Linked DNA regions of Homo sapiens: region 2 is linked to region 1. A link is a loop called in an ENCODE intact Hi-C map of the cell type or tissue named here. Cell type or tissue: heart left ventricle. All regions are shown on one strand.

Region 1 (8,000 bases):
ATCTAATGACTGTCAGAGCAGTTGGGCCCACTGCCCTGACTCGTGCTAAAGCCTCAGCAGTTTATCCACCATTGTTTTTACACCTTCAGTGCAGGCATCAAAGAGCAAAGAAAAGGCAAATGATGTCTCAGCATTATTACAAAAATAGCTTTGGCCTTGTGACTCACCCCCCTAAAGGATCTTAGGAACCTCCAGAAGAGAGGTCCCTGGACCACACTTTGAAGACCACTCTTCGAAATCATTGGATCTAATATTCCACGGTAGAAATTGTGCCCATTTCCCCCTCCATTGTGAGCTGTGATTTCTCGCCATCTCTGTCTTAACCAGTTCTTCTCCACCTCCACCAGCATAGCCGGTGGTGCTCCCATCTCAGCCTGGTTTCCTCCTGTGTCTCCTCTGTCCCTCTCATTGAGACTGCACGTACTTGCTTATGCCCCATTCAGCACACCAAGCTGACTTGTTTCGAGTCTGTTTCTGATGGTAAGTCACATTCAGGAGGGTCTTTTATTCCTGAAGCTAACTTTAAATTGGAGCCACGTGCCGGGCTCTTGCCTGTTGAGGAGTGACTTCTGGTCAACCCAATTAGCAGAGTGCATGGAGTGCTCTGGCCCCATTCACTCCTCAGGATCGGAAGCTCCGGGTCTTGTTGATACGTCCTGGAGTGGCTGGCAGATGTCATTTGGTCTCCCCAAATGGAGTCTTCTCTGCCCTCCCTTCCTGGTCTCTGGCTATGAAGAAGGGAAGTTATGTTTTAAAGAATCTAAAGCACAGTACAGTTCTCCTTTCCCCTAATTTCAGCCTCTGAAATATATCAGCCTCCAGCTGCTGCCCCAGGACACTTCTGGGCTCTTATTTAAGAGGACTCCTCCAGCCTGGAATGCAGGGCAGTACACATGTCCTTGTCTTTCTTCCTGCTGTGCTGGCCCTCAGGGTACCGTTCTGCCTGGATACAGAAGAAGAGGTTCTCCCTGGGACAGAGGCTAACAAGCCCTGTCCAGCGAAGGGGTGGCCTCCAGGTTTTCTGGTTGGTGCAGAGCTGGCAAGGGTGGAAATGGAGGGAGTGAGGCCCTTCCCATCTGGCTCCAGGGACTTGTGCTCCTCTGTTTGGGACAAAGACTTTACCTTGTCAATGCAGCTTTATCTAAACTGTAGTCTGTGGATGGCGGTATCCCCCTAGATTCCTACAACTGCTTGACCCTTTTTCTCTTGGTTTTTGAAGCTATGACAAGAGCCTGATTTCGTGTCCATCTCAGTGAACATTTTTGTAAATAGTGGAGAGAGGAAAATCGTGAAGTTCAGCCAATTGCACTTGAAACCGGAGGTGGCCTCCCCCTGCCTGGTGGGACTCCTCCACTCTCTTCACCTTTGCTGCACTCTGGGTGTCCGCCTCCAAATCAGTGTGCTTCAGAGTTCTCAGAAGACAATGGCACCTAGTGTCCTTCTTGTTTTTGTCACTAAGAATGGATTAATTTTATCTCATCTGAAACTGAAAATATTACGTTTGGCAGACATTCTCTGAAATCTAGAACAAAAGAAATGTGTTCATTATCATCTAAGGATACACTTTCCAATCAGTTCAACTTGGCAGGTTCACCAGGAAGCTGTGTTATTTAAACTCGGATGGTCTAGGAGAACTGTAGACTTCCGGGTGCTAGATGATTCCTGCTCTGGAAACTCACCGAGCCATTTCAGCTGCGCTCTAGAGGAGCAAACCTGGGGCGTTAGCTCAACTCTTGCCCCCCTGCTGAAGGAGACCAAAACAATGCTTGATCAGGAAACACCATCTGGCTTTGCCCCCAGGATTCTGTGACTGCCCTGGGGAGGGCGCAGTGACCTGCCAACCAAAATTGGTACAATTGTAAACAGCCACAGAAATGCTTAAATGCAATATCATTTCTATGAAATTAACGTGTTTCCATTCCATTCCAGCCACCAAAATTGCCCGTTTGAGCTCAGCCCTCAAAACAAAGATGCCTGTGTGGCTTTGCCCAACGTTGGGTCACTGTTTTCTGCATAGGAGACAGTTACTGTGTGTGTGTATGTGTCTGTGTCTGTGTGTGTGTGTATGTACGTGTACACACTTAAAGCCTGTTGCAAAAACAAGATGCCCAATATATTTCTTGTTTCTGATATTTTCCCAAGGGCGTTGAAGGGCAAGATTAAGAAGGAAAGCTCCAAGAGGGAGCTGCTTTCCGACACTGCCCATCTGAACGAGACCCACTGCGCCCGCTGCCTGCAGCCCTACCAGCTGCTTGTGAATAGCAAAAGGCAGTGCCTGGAATGTGGCCTCTTCACCTGCAAAAGCTGTGGCCGCGTCCACCCGGAGGAGCAGGGCTGGATCTGTGACCCCTGCCATCTGGCCAGGTGAGCCCAGGCCTTGAGGTAAAATGACCTTGATAGTTTCTGGATCTGGCGTGTCCCTTCCATGGGGCTAGCTGAAGAAGGGTGGACGCACACATGCACACACTCGTGTGTGTGTGTGTGTGTGTGTGTGAGATTTATGCAGGCCTGTGTACAGCACTCAGGCAGTGCCATGAGCCTGTGCTTGTCCCTGCAGAGTCGTGAAGATCGGCTCACTGGAGTGGTACTATGAGCATGTGAAAGCCCGCTTCAAGAGGTTCGGAAGTGCCAAGGTCATCCGGTCCCTCCACGGGCGGCTGCAGGGTGGAGGTAAGGAGTGGAGAGTAAGAACGGCTTTTTGTTCCCAGGCATTTTAGGAATATTAAAGCAGGTTCCTTTGGAGTGTGCATGTGTGTGTGTACGTGTGTGTGTGCATGTGTGTGTGCACATGTGTGTGCATGCACATGCCTCTCTGTGAATTCCTGCTTCTGGCTGCTTTTTTTTTTTTTTTTTAATTTTTGTAGAGACAGGCATCTCACCATGTTTCCCAGACTGGCCTCGAACTCCTGGGCTCAAGCAATCCACCCACCTCAGCCTCCCGAAGTGCTGGGGTTATAAGTGTGAGCCACTGTGCCCTGTGAAATTGGCTCCTTTTTATGTGAGGTGCAAACCTCTGCATCCCACTGGCCTGGTCTGAGCACCTCAGAAGTCCTGGGTGCTGCTGAAGTTGCCAATATTTGAAATTATATTGTTTTCAAATCTTCAAAGTAAGTTGAGAACTCAAAGCCAAGTTTCTGAAACCCAGCTGCTGATTGAATCACCAGGGTGCTTGTTAATACTACATGTTTTCCAAGCCCTTCTTCCCTGGGACATCTGGTTTGGGGCCTAGGCTCTCTCTTTTCAACAAACATTTCACATGAATCTGGTGATTATCAAGATTTAGAGAAATCTGTTGTAATTCAGTTGTTTTCATCTTTTGAATCCAAGTATTTATTTCATGATGAATTTGAAATCCAGGCAGTAGGCTTAAACTAAACAATGTGTTCGCCTGTAAGATCCCCCATAAGGCATTTGGAAGAGATCTTTTCAGGGAGAGGGTGGGAGGATGCCGGGGGGTCTTTTGCATTTGAGTTTGAAGGGAGCTAACCCATCAGTGTTTTTGAGAAAGCTCACCTTGTCCCTGTTACCTGGAGTCCAAGGCTTCTGCCACTAAGCCCGGCCAAGCATTCGGGTGGGACAGCCGCCACCAAGCCAGGTGTCTGGGGTCTCAGTGTCCTGGATGACTCCATCTGCAAGACCAAGGCGAGTTTCTCCAGGGCCACGAGGCAGCGCCTGGCTCCGGCAGCTGGGCACGTCCAGGGCAGAGGCTGTGCTTCTGGATTGGGGCGTCCTCACCATGCCCCAGCCCAGGCGTCTCCCCCAGGCCTTCCTTCTGGAGAGACACCTTATTCGTGCCTGTCTCTTAAAGCCTCAAGTTTGATTGAAGAAGCAGAAGTTGGCATAGACACCTTTGAGCATTCAAGCTCTCGCCGGGCCTGCTGCAGGCATTTCAAGGCATCTTAGCCCATCGTTTAATTTAGGACAGAGGCCACGGAGAGGCACCGCTGGAGCAGTACACCGCACACCACAGGGTGGCTGCACTTTTTGGGTGGTGGGGTGGGGATGGGGGCAGGTATGATCAATCATCCAAACCAGGGCATTTTTAAGAGTAAAAGGAGGCTCTACTGATAACATGCTGCAACAACAGATGTGACTAGGAACGGCCGGTGACATGGGGAGGGCCTATCACCCTATTCTTGGGGGCTGCTTCTTCACAGTGATCATGAAGCCTAGCAGCAAATCCCACCTCCCCACACGCACACGGCCAGCCTGGAGCCCACAGAAGGGTCCTCCTGCAGCCAGTGGAGCTTGGTCCAGCCTCCAGTCCACCCCTAACAGGCTTAAGGATAGAAACGACACATAACACCGGGAAAAGCCATGCTGTCAAGCATCTCAGAATCTCAACCCCAGAGGCAGTCTTTAGGGACTGGGGTGGGCTCAGGAAGCTGTATTATTTCAAAGGACGCAGTGTTTCCACAGCTCAGCCCAGAGCTGCTGGAGTTCACACGGCCCACCAGAACCTGCTGACTTCAAAATCATCACCACCAAGGGGCCAGGAGGTGGCGCTGTGGGGCAACAGAAAACAGAAAACAGCTGCTCCTTGAACTTGGATTCCCAGCAGCTCCCCCAAGCGCCCACAGGGGCTGCATTCCTCCCTGCTGGACACCTGTAACTACAACATTAAAACAGGGCGCAAGCAAGGAACACAAACACTGGGAAAGCTGTGCCTTTAAAAAAAAAAAAAAAAAGGAGGGTAAAAAAGCTTAAGGTTAATGTTTTGAAACCTGACCCAGCCAGGGCCTAATGCAGACCTTGTCCAGCTAGTAAGTGGGCCTCTGGGGGTCTTCATTGAGTGAACCTTCAGAGTGCTGGTGTTTCACCAAGGCCTTCCATAGAGGACGCGGCAGGCTCTGCAGGAAGCAGCTTCGATGGCCGATGGCCAAGAAAGGAAGGGAAAACCCCTGGACTGGTCGCTGGGCACCCAGTCCCCCTACCCCCGTGCCTTCCCTTCCAGTGCCTTTCCCTCTTTCCCTCGGTGGTAGCTTTGCCTGACAGTGCAGACCTCGCCTGACGTCAACACTAGGTTCTTTATGCTCATGTGGTTTTATTTTTGTTTTCTCCTATCAAGAGTGGTCAGAAAATCTCTGTTCCATGTCAGGAACAAGGAAAATCTTTTGGAATTTTTTTGGTTTTTTTCTTTTTTTTAGCATGACTTGATCAGATAGGTAGGATAATGTTGCCCCCTTGGCCCAAGTGCAGAGTGACAAAAGGGACCAACACTAAAAGGATCCCTGAGATCCTGGGATACTTCCTCTTCATGTTCATTGTGGGGGCCGGGGACATCACCCTGACAGGTGGGTCCCCAGGCCCCAGAAAGCTCATTTCCGCATCCCTGGGTGCAGGGGGAGTTCACGGGGTCTCTGCCTGTTGGTTTGGGATGCGTCTCCTCAAGGCACTCACTGTCCAGAGAGAACAAAAATAAAACCAGGTCTGCTCTCTGGCTCTGTCATCTGGGCACGTTCGGAGCCAAAAGCCTTGACCTTCTGAAAGTTCACTGAAAAATCATCTCGTAAAAGGCAGATTCATTGGACAAAAGATTTAGAAATGTGTTTACCGTGTATACATGGGAGCCTTCAGAATACAGACCCACAGATGCAGGGAAATTGTCCATTTTTATGCTTAGGTTCAAGAAAGGGTGGACTGCGTGTGGAAAGAAGATTATATAACAAGGCCGGACCTGCTGCTAATAGGCTGAGTGGGGAACCTAGCAAGGTCTGTCTGCCTGGATTCTTCTTGGCCTTTCCTCCTCCGAGAATGGGGCGGGATGCTCTCTGGAGTGAGGGTCTTATGACCTAAAGTCAAACAAGGAAGGTCAGATAATTTCTTTTTTTATTTTTAATGTTTTTTTTTAGAGATGGGTTCTCACTATGTTGCCCAGGCTGGTTTTGAACTCCTGGGCTCAAGCAGTCCTCCCACTTGGGCCTCTCAAAGTGCTGGGATTACAAGCATAAACCGTGCATGCCCAGCCAGATAATTTCTTTATGGCTAGTTTTTACACAGAAAAGTAGAGGGAAAGAGTGATATTTGTATGTTTTATGGCTGGCTTTGGGAGAAAGGGATACTGGTTTCTATGTCCTGCCTTGGGGAAGAGGGATTCTAGTTTCTGTGGCTGGCCTTGGGGAAGAATGGGCCTGAGAGACAAGAGGGCAGGAGAAGGTCAGAGAGAAACTTTGCTTCTGAGGCTGCTGCTGAGGCCCTCATTTGGGGCATTGTTTTCTGAGCCCCAGCAGCATTGCCAGCCAGGCAGGCATCCGCTGAGTGTGTAAAAATAGACCTGTCAGAGCTCAGACACGGGCACCTGCAGGCCCCTTTAAAACCCTTGACAGCTTTTATCTTTAAGAGAAAGATTTAAGTAAAAAATGTACCATGCTGCCTCCCCCATCTTTCCTTCCACTGGGGAAACTGAGGCCCTCTGAGCCCAGGCAGGCAGCCGGTCCCCTTGACTCACCCCAGCATCTTCCCAGACATTCCTAAACAGGCAGCAAAGCAGTGAATGGCAGTGGCAGCTTCAGGCAGGACAGGCAGTAACAGCGTGTGCTTGTCACCTGATCTCAGCTGTTTGTTATAAAGTCCGTCGTTCAGATTTCCAGTTTTGCCAACTGGTTGACTATTTCTATCTCTGTATTATAAATGGAAAACTGTACAATGAGACTTAATTTTCCAACCCATGTAAAAGATCACTGCTGGCTCAGGACAGAGCCTGAGAACCCAGAGCTTCCCAAGGCCCAGTCGATGGTAGAATTGTAAGCTGGTGTGGACATCACGGAGGAGGGTGTACGGCACTCGGGGGCGGATGAAAGGAGGTGCACAGTGAGGTCTCCATCTCGCAGGAGGCTTTGGAAGATGCGTCGGTGATTGATTGAGTACATCCGCCGAATGCTCGCCAGGTGCCGGGTCCTGGGCTGTCCTGAGGGTAGTGCTGTGGAAGAGCCAGGCCCTGCTGTCCCCACTTGGGGACAGTCAGCACAGCCAGTCCAGTGAATAGGGACACTTGTGCCTCTGGGAGTGAAAACCACAAGGGAGGAGTTTCCTGCAGAGGGGCCCCAGGCCCGAGAGATGAGGATAGGATCCCCACGGGGATCACAGGTGGGCCAGTCAGGGAAATGTCTAAAACAGAAACCACGCGGTCGTTTCACATAAGGAACTGGTTGAAATGCTGTTAACTGAGAATGGGAAAAGGAGATACTGAGGTATCAGAGGTCATAACTGCAGGAGTGCCTGCATCCCCCACAACTACCAGGGGTGCAAGCAAAGGGCAGAGGCTGGGATTAATAGAAACAGGCAGCTCCAAGGAGGCCACCCAGGGGTGGGACCCAGCCCTCCAAGGCAGGGGTGCTGCCCACTGGTGCCCATGTCTCAGGGGCCGTGATGAAGCTGGACCAGCTGTCAGGGTCAAGGGCTTGGTGCTGGAAGCCACAGGAAGGGGAACATTCCTTCTCCTTCCTTTTCCCACTCTCACTCACTGCGAGCCGAGCCCTCACAGAGGAGCAGGCAAGGCAGAGGTGTGGTGTGCAGGGCCAGCTCCCACATCACAGAGCAGAGAGTGAAGGTGGCTCTGAGGCCACCCTGGGCCCTGCACCCGCAGTCCTGCTTCCCTTTGCAGTTGACAATGCACACTCCAATGCACCAATGCCTGCTTGTTCACACCTGTGACCCGTGAGGCACAGAGAGCAAGGGGCAGGTCCCAGGGCAAGGGTGTCCAGGGGCAGCAAGGCCTGGCTGGGCCCAGAGGATCTGACCTCCACAGTGCCAGCTGTGCCCTCAGCCCCTGGAGTAGAAAGGTGGATGGTCCACGGGGCCTGCTGGCTCTAAACCCTGGGGTCCCTTTCCTAAATCACTTGCCACAGCCACAGCACCGGCCAAGCCAAGGTCAGTAGGAGAAAGGAGGGAGAGACGGTGGGGCTGTGCTAGGGAGGCCAGGCCCAGGAGGTCAGTGTGAGGAAGGAGCCCTGGGGGGCAGAGAAAGGAGAGGGGGCATGAGGGCTGGGCCTCACCTCCCT
Region 2 (8,000 bases), 420 kb before region 1:
CCAAGAATTCATCTAAACTTTTGTTTATTGATATTCATCAAGAGATCGGATTAGTATTTTTACTCTTTTTTTTTCCCTCATACATTCTGTTCTGTTAAGTAAGATTGGAATATTCCTCAGCTTCTTTGGCTAAATAAAGAAGTACTATAAATCATGCACATAAGTTTCAATGGCGTTAGTGGAAACTCAATCCTTAGAGAGGCTACAATGTATGACATCTTAGATTGAGAGTCTCTATTGTTAACCATTTTGCTATTACTTTTGACCTAAATATATATTCATAATATATCTATGAAATACAAATACAACATCTTTAAAAACAATCCTTAAGCTAATTAGTCCCCAGGCTTAATTCTGAAATGTTTTTTGACTACTTTCTCATGCCTTAATTTGCTATTGTAATAAATTTATATCAGCCCTACAGATAAATTTTACCTTACTGCTCATAGTGTTTAAAAACCTTTTGATAGTGATTGGGCTGAAAAAGTAATTGCATCTTTTAAAATAAATGTTGAATTAGGTTTTAATGATGTAGCTAACAAGTTTTTATATCATTTCTGGTATTTTGTTTTAAGATACAATCATTGGTGCATTTACAGAGTGAATACCCTCTAAGGCAATAATATTTATTGCAGGCAAATTCTGAACTTGGGGGAATTTGGTCAGTAGGACAAAGAATCTGGCAGAGAGATTTCCCTGGGATCTATACAACCATCAACGCTCACCAGTGGTCTGAGACGGTCCAGCCAATTATGGAAGCACTTAGAGGTAGTGTTTCTTTGTGGTTAAAAATGAAATTAGATGAGACTTAGTCCCTAAGTGCTGCAGTGTTGAAGTAATAAATCAGTGGTGTGTGTTTAAGTAGATATTTTTGATAGGTGAAAAGAGCAGTTTTCAGAATTTTTTAGATTTGCCCTAATCATGCTTCTTCATTTTTTGTTGCTTGAGATTACATTGGCTGCTGTGCTTTTGTTGTTTCTTAATTCTAGACAGAAATTGCTCGTCAGTTTTAAGAGTTTTTTTTGCTATTAAAACGAGATCTTGTAATATTCTAATAAGTTTAAGGTATGGGTTTGTAGAGATGTGAAAATAGAGACTGCTCTTTGAATTTTGTCAGCCTCAGCCTTTGATAGGTGTTGTCTTAAGCTTCTGGATTTTATAATTTATCAGTTTAATACATAGATGCTCAAATGTGTTTTTAATTGCTTTGAAAGATTACAAGCCTGGTGTGACAGAGCACTGATCCCACAATAAAATCTCATTCCCTGCCTCTCTACAGTCTCTCACCCCTAGCATTTGCTTCCAGTCCTCCTGGTTCACTCTTTATAAAATTATATAATCTTGTTTTATGTTGTCATGTACTGTTATTTCTTATTGTTACCCTTACTTCCATAGTTAATATCCACCTTCACTGTATGCCTTCCTGCTGTGGAGGAAGTCAGTGAGCAGGAATTTTTTTAATAACTGTTCATCACTCTGCTAAGGGATATCAGCTTTACAGGGCAGCAGACAGCAGAGATTGTTTCTGAAATGCACATAATTCCCTTGGAATGGTAAAATTCTTAGCAGCATAAAACATAACAATGTAAGTGACAGAACAGGAGGCAGCTACTTTAAATGTGAATGAAATGAGCAGAGTCCTAAGGCAGGCAGATAGATGGGAAGGGAGGAGTGTGGAAGAAGATTGCACAGGTACAGCAGGGGCAGTTTCAGAAAGTAGCACCAGAAACCTCTTCATATAAGCCCTGAGGAATTAGCGTTATAGTGGACTTCCATAGTATCCTCGTGATTCAGCCTTGTGATTGTGGTGGGGCGGTCACAGGCCATGTGCCTTTTCCCAGTGTTTTACAGCGGGTTGATTGGCAGGACTGGGCTTGGGAACTCCTTACTCGTTCAGCAAGCATTCTCTTGTGCACCGTCGGGTCCGTAGTTTTATTCCTTCCCGGAGCCGCCTCTCACTGAATTCCATGAGATTGAGAATTCCTGGCAAGCAGTTCAGTAGACCCAGGAAAGGCTATATAGCGTACCATGCGGGAGTTTAAGCTCTGGGTCCTTGCTTCCGGAGTTCAAATTCTGATTCTGTCACTTACTAGGGTGACTCCTCAGTGTCTTATTTTCCTCATTTGTGAAATGTGATTAGAAATAGTACTTTTTCAGGTTGTAAATGAGTTAATATATAAACATGTACCTTATTCTAAAGCACTACAGTATTCCTGAACATATCCTGAGACTTTTACAAATCTCCAGATTCATGAATGGTACTGTGGTTTCCTTTGTAAAATGCAGCCAGGTCAGGATAGTCTCTTAACAGATTGGTCTTACTGATGAATTTAACATTTTGCTTCTTAACTTATTAGAAACTTATTTTCTAGTTGAGAACAATCACTTTCTTAGATCTCTTTCCATTCTCTTCTAAATTAGGCACAGTCCTATTAGAAAACTGAAAATGACTTAAGAGAAGCTAGTGAAAACTATTTTTGCAGGAAACAAGGGCTGAGGAAGTACTTAGAAACTAGGTAGACAGTAGCCATTCTCATCTGAGGCTTGAAAGGGCAAGGCGAGGGGCCAGTGTTACTGGGGCTGCCCCACAGGATGGATACAGAAGGTCAGCTGGAGCAAGGCAGGGAAAGGGCATAGGAAGTGAATTCCCTGACCTTCCTTCCCAGCCTCTGACCTGATAGAGCCCCAATTCGCCAAAGCAAGAGAGCTCAGGTGCAACAGGCATTGGCGGCCAACCTCCCTGGCACACAGCATGGCTGGGAAAGACAGAAGAGGATTCGAAAGGATGGGAGTGACTAGTTCATCTTCCCTTCTGTCTCCAGCACTGGCAGTGATGGATGAGCAGCACTTGAGTATTTGTTGAACAACTGAGTTTGCATTCTGTTAGCATTTGTTTTCACCAAAAATGTGTTCCATCAACTACTGCCACAGATATTAGGTGCTGGCTCAATTTATTCCACCTTCCAGCGTGTCATTCTAGGGCCTGAGGTTACAGATTTCACAACTTGAGGATCACAGAGTGACTAGTCGGAATGTAGATGTGATTCGTGCCAAGTGGATATTGCAGCTTCTGAGACAGAGAACACTTAGCCTTTATTTTTGCTTTGTCAACTCACTTCTCCCATCACATGTTTTTCTTTCCTTTTCCAGTGATATCTTTTTACTTTTCTCTCCCTTTTATCTCCTCCATTCTTACTGTATTCCTGTTTTATTCCCCACTCTGAAAATATGGCCAGAATATTTGAACTGAAGTAAATGTTTTTGAAATACAGTTGACTTACCAAATGAATATAGTTTTATGGTGTATACTTTTACTTCTCTAAAAAAAAAAAGTATACTTTCCATTGTTGGCTCTTTTCCATTGTTGGCTCAGTTCTTTTCCATTGAATGTATGCAGCCTTAATAGAAAACGTTTCTTGGTATTGCAAAGTCTGTTAGGTTACAGGCTGGTTGAAGGAAGGAAGGAACCTACAATAATAAGTGTAAAGCCACAGAAGGAAGAGCAGACAGTGGCTGAGTGAAAGCTGGAGAGGATGTCGGGCTCAGATGAGGGGAAGGGATGGGAGTGTCGGCAGTTTTTAAGGAATCTGAGAAAACAAAGCCTAAGTGTTGGAGTCGTGCCCCATTTTGGTCCTCGTGATGCCATCAACAAGCATGTATTTGGCATATATTTCACTGGAGATGCTAGGTGTTTGGGGGACTTTGAGGATAAGAGATACCCCTTCCTGTCGAGAAGTTTGGAATATAATTGAAAAGAAGGGGATAGGTGGAACAGTGTCTGCCGTAGTGGAAAGTTGCTTGTTAAAGTAGAAGTGTAAACAATACTGCTGAGTTTAGAGAAGGGCAGAGATCGTAATGAATTATAAACAGACTTAGGAATGGTAGAGAGCAGACAGGAGGGCATTTCAGGCCACGGGATAGCATAAACCAAAAGCCCCAGGGGGAGAAGGTGTAAGACTTGTCTGAGAGCCAGTGGACTCGTTTGGCACAAAGGGTATCTGGGGGAATTGGTGTAGTTTGACAATGTCCCAGGAATGGAGAGAAGATTTTAAATATGTTAGGGTGTTTGTTTTACATATGTACACTGGCCTATTAAATATGGAAAGTAAAATCCAGAATATTTCCTAAGCATGTTGACCACCAGGTGGAGGAGCTCTTGCATTACCAATGAGCAATGCCCAGGGAGAAAGGCCAGCTGGTTTCACAGTGCTCAACTCTACCGTACTCCTGAGTTTATTTAATTGGGTATGGAAGCCTGGGGACAATCCTAAATGCCACTTTCAGGAAAGTTTTCGTTGCTGGTATTGTTTGGCAGTCCCTTCTTAGAGTCATTCTTTCAAGGTGGGAATTTAGGATTTTGAACCTTAATTCAGTCAAGAGTTTGATGCAGACTTGGAAGAATGCTCCAGTTACAAGATTTGTTCTGTAACTCCCAGGTGTGGTCCTGTATTAGAGACGTTTTTGAAAAGGACAGCTGATTACGCAAATCAGTTTTCTGCTCCTTTGATTCCAGCATTTGTAAATGAAATAAGATAAGTAAAATTTATATCCCCATTGCATAAACATACTGCATTTTCTTAGGGTTAGAGCCTTGTGTTTAGTAACCTTTTTCCATCTTTGTAATTTTCATTATCTGAGATTTTTCATCCAAGAGGAAGTGTAAGAAATGTATTTTTTTCCAGCAATATTTGAACCCCCCGTACATACTGGGCATATGTATTTGTATCTATAAGCACAGAAATCTTTGGGTTCATCTGGCCTTGCTTATGAAAACTAGACAAGGACAGTGGTGTGATTTAACAATGTGCTTTGAAAATGCTGCTCCCTGGTTCACTCTCTGCCAACCCACCACTCCCACAATAGATGCAACAAGGAGACGCGCCTTTGCCCTGGTCTCTCAAGCGTATACTTCAATCATCGCCGATGATTTTGCAGCCTTTGTTGGACTTCCTGTAGAAGAGGCTGTGAAAGGTAATTTTGGCTTACTTTTTACTTATAAGGAAAATGGAAAATAGAAGTGTGAATTGTAGGTTCACAGTCTCCTCTGAAACACTTGGAACAGAATATGCTTTTGGAGTCCAGGCTGTGTTTTTTGAGAGGTGATATGAAACAGGTGTTGTGGAACACCCAGCAGGCACCCTGCAGTCAAGCATATTAATAGTTCTATAGCAAGCAAATGTGTGAGTATCCACACAGTTGGTTACAAAAATATGTCTTAATTGGTCTCTTTACTCATATTTGGAAATCCTTATTTCACCCTTATTTGATAAAGGCAGCATCATCCCCACGTCCCTTTTCATTTTCCCTGCCATTTCTGACCCATACCCTAGGCGCTTGCTTGCTCCCCACTCATACCTGCTGGTCTCTCCAAATGTAACTTTGCATTTTCATTTCTCAGCTGATGCCCAGACTAATCCTTCCTGTTGCTCGTTGTTATAGAATACTGTATACACCTGGCCAGGTGCAGTGGCTCACACCTGTAATCCCAGCACTTTGGGAGGCCGAGGCGGGTGGATCATGATGAGGTCAGGAGTTCGAGACCAGCCTGGCCAACATGGTGAAAGCCCGTCTCTACTAAAAATACAAAAAATTAGCCAGGTGTGGTGGCAGGCACCTGTAATCCCAACTACTCAGGAGGCTGAGGCAGGAGAATCGCATGAATCCAGGAGGTGGAGGTTGCAGTGAGCTGAGACTGTGCCACTGCACTCTAGCCTGGGCAACACAGTGAGATTCCATATCAAAAATATATATATATATCGTATACACCTTGTTGCATTGTTTTGCCATGATTGACATTTTTGATTCTCCAGCTAAAATATGAGCACCATCACGCACTACATCCTAAATTTCCAGGGCCTAGCATAGTTGTAGATACATGAAGATAGGTTAATGAAAGTTCTAAGTTATTACTTTTATTTACTCATACAAACATTTATTTCTTTTGGCTCTTAAAATTGGTCCATCATTTATTTTCTATATATAACATACTTCAGAGCTCGTATTCTCAGCTGACCACCTGGATGTGAATGCTGGTACCACCCGTCCCTGATGCTAGTGGCTATGTGACTTAGGACAAATCACTTGAATTTCCCTCAACTTTATTTTCCATACCTGTCAAACGATGGCCCTATATCCCACTTCATAGAGTTGTGGTGATTACATAAAATCATCCCTATAAAAGCACGTAGTCTGGTACCTACAGGTAAACCTTCCATATATGGAAGCTGTTTTTATTATTGCCATCTTTGTTATTACTGATATGATGGTCACAAAAGGCGCCATATCAGTTTTCCTTCTGTTTGTTTTAAATAATACTGATTAGGTTAATACTATAATATATTCTTGACAGAAAACTAACCATCTTTTAATGATTATAGCAACCTAATAGAGTAAAATGAGGCTTTGATACCTGTTTCAGAAATATTTCAATAATAAGTTTCCATGCTCTTTGTAATATACCTTTCTAGTAAAAATGCATATGACGGGTTATACTAAACACATCAGGTCTTCTGTACAACTAATGTCATGGACAAGTTGTGGATTTTGTGGGGTGTTTTATTCTTTCCGGATCTTTATGTGTAATATACTTTTTTAGGCATATTAGAACAAGGATGGCAAGCTGATTCCACCACAAGAATGGTTCTGCCCAGAAAGCCAGGTAGGTGGAGCTTTCACCCATTTACGCAGCACTGGACTCTTCTAAGACTGCTTCAGGTTTTCAGTCTTTGGTTTTTGATAATTGGATGTAAAATTCGGCTATACTAACACAATGGAAATAACTCATTTTAAATAAAGCGTAGTAGACGGGGTAGAAAGGATCACCTAGTTTAAACTCTTAAAAATGTATTTCCTGTATATAAATGATTTTACGTAGGTTTTTCATGGTCCTTACACCTTAGTTTTTACTAAATATTAATCTCCATCCTTTTATGGAGCCATTTGTAACTGAGCTTATCCTTCATATCCAAGCTGTTGTCTGTATTAAAAAAAAATGTTTAAATATTCAACTGCCCCCCTTTTCTGTTTGCACTCAAGTCATACAGGCACTTTTCCTGTGGCTTCCACTTTCACAGAGTTAACTTCTCTAGCCCTCCTTTTAAGGCCTTAATTTCTATGACCTGCCCTCATTGTCTTTATCTGAATTCCCAGCCCCTCAGTCTTCCTGTTGGAAGTGAGCCACACTCATTCCCGCCTGATAGTTTCTCTTCCTCCTGCTGACCAGGAGTGTCTTTTCTGCCAGGTCTTTAGAGCCAAGCTTAATGCCCACTTCCATAAACCCGCCTTCATCCACGTCAGCCCAAATTTCCTTCCACCTACTCGGAATGCCTATGTTTAGACATTGCTGAACATACAGTAAAGGATTCTCAATGTGCTCAGCCCTTTGAGTTACAAAGAGTGAGAAGACATGATCCCAGTCAAGTGAGATAGTGGGGGAAGAGTAATATAATAAAGAATTATAATGGAGCACAGTTGTTATCCCTGTTTGAGAAATAAATGGCCGTTAAATGCATGTTGTGCTGAAAATAGCATGTTCTATGAAAGATCTTTACAATGACTTCTGTAAATTGAGCTGTACATTTTTTTTTTGAATTTAGTTGCAGGGGCCCTGGATGTTTCCTTTAACAAGTTTATTCCCTTATCAGGTATGTATTTTCATATGCACATTTTTTAATGTCTCATTGTTCCTAATTTCTTTTTTGTAGTATATATGTATATGTGTGTGTGAGTGTGTGTATCTATTTCTTACCTTGTAAACAGAGGTTAAATTTCATAAATGCGTAGTAATACATCTGGTTACAAGAGTGAAACTGGGCTCCCCCAGAGCTTGCCTTGAGGCGGTGCCCTCCTCTGGGCCAGCTGCAGAGCCTTCTTATTCTCATGTCAGGGAGGCCTGCCAGAGCTGTTCACCAGTACTGTTATTCAGAAGGCGTCCCCAGGCTGACGTGTAGTAATTTAAATGTTGGAATGTAAATTCCTTGAGGTTCTTTGTGGGTTTTCTT

What was found. Hi-C counts contacts between places; a loop is a spot of excess contacts. Peaks named below come from ENCODE experiments on the same cell type or tissue, not always from the same donor. Only the 100,000 strongest peaks of a DNase experiment are listed, where the experiment ranks them.
Region 2: a loop joins it to region 1, with 6 times the contacts of the local background. A loop is called at or near these places in 3 of 110 quality-filtered maps.

Annotation. Positions count from the first base shown.
Region 1 is chr2:237,508,432-237,516,431 of GRCh38, forward strand. It overlaps MLPH (melanophilin), which reads left to right. Exons shown (of 16, transcript NM_024101.7): 3 at 2,143-2,364; 4 at 2,558-2,670. MIR6811 (microRNA 6811) reads left to right here and starts at 2,500; the gene lies at 2,500-2,557. RefSeq lists enhancers at 1,970-2,470, 2,471-2,971, 4,352-4,852, 4,853-5,353. In heart left ventricle, CTCF peaks have their summits at 4,525 (motif pointing right) and 4,743; a DNase peak (open chromatin) is centred at 4,530; H3K27ac peaks cover 3,847 bases.
Region 2 is chr2:237,089,227-237,097,226 of GRCh38, forward strand. It overlaps COPS8 (COP9 signalosome subunit 8), which reads left to right. Exons shown (of 8, transcript NM_006710.5): 4 at 636-768; 5 at 4,864-4,971; 6 at 6,596-6,658; 7 at 7,596-7,643. Among named protein-coding and RNA genes, the nearest start is that of COPS8, 7.3 kb to the left of the region's middle. In heart left ventricle, a CTCF peak has its summit at 4,147 (motif pointing right); no DNase peak of the experiment used is centred here.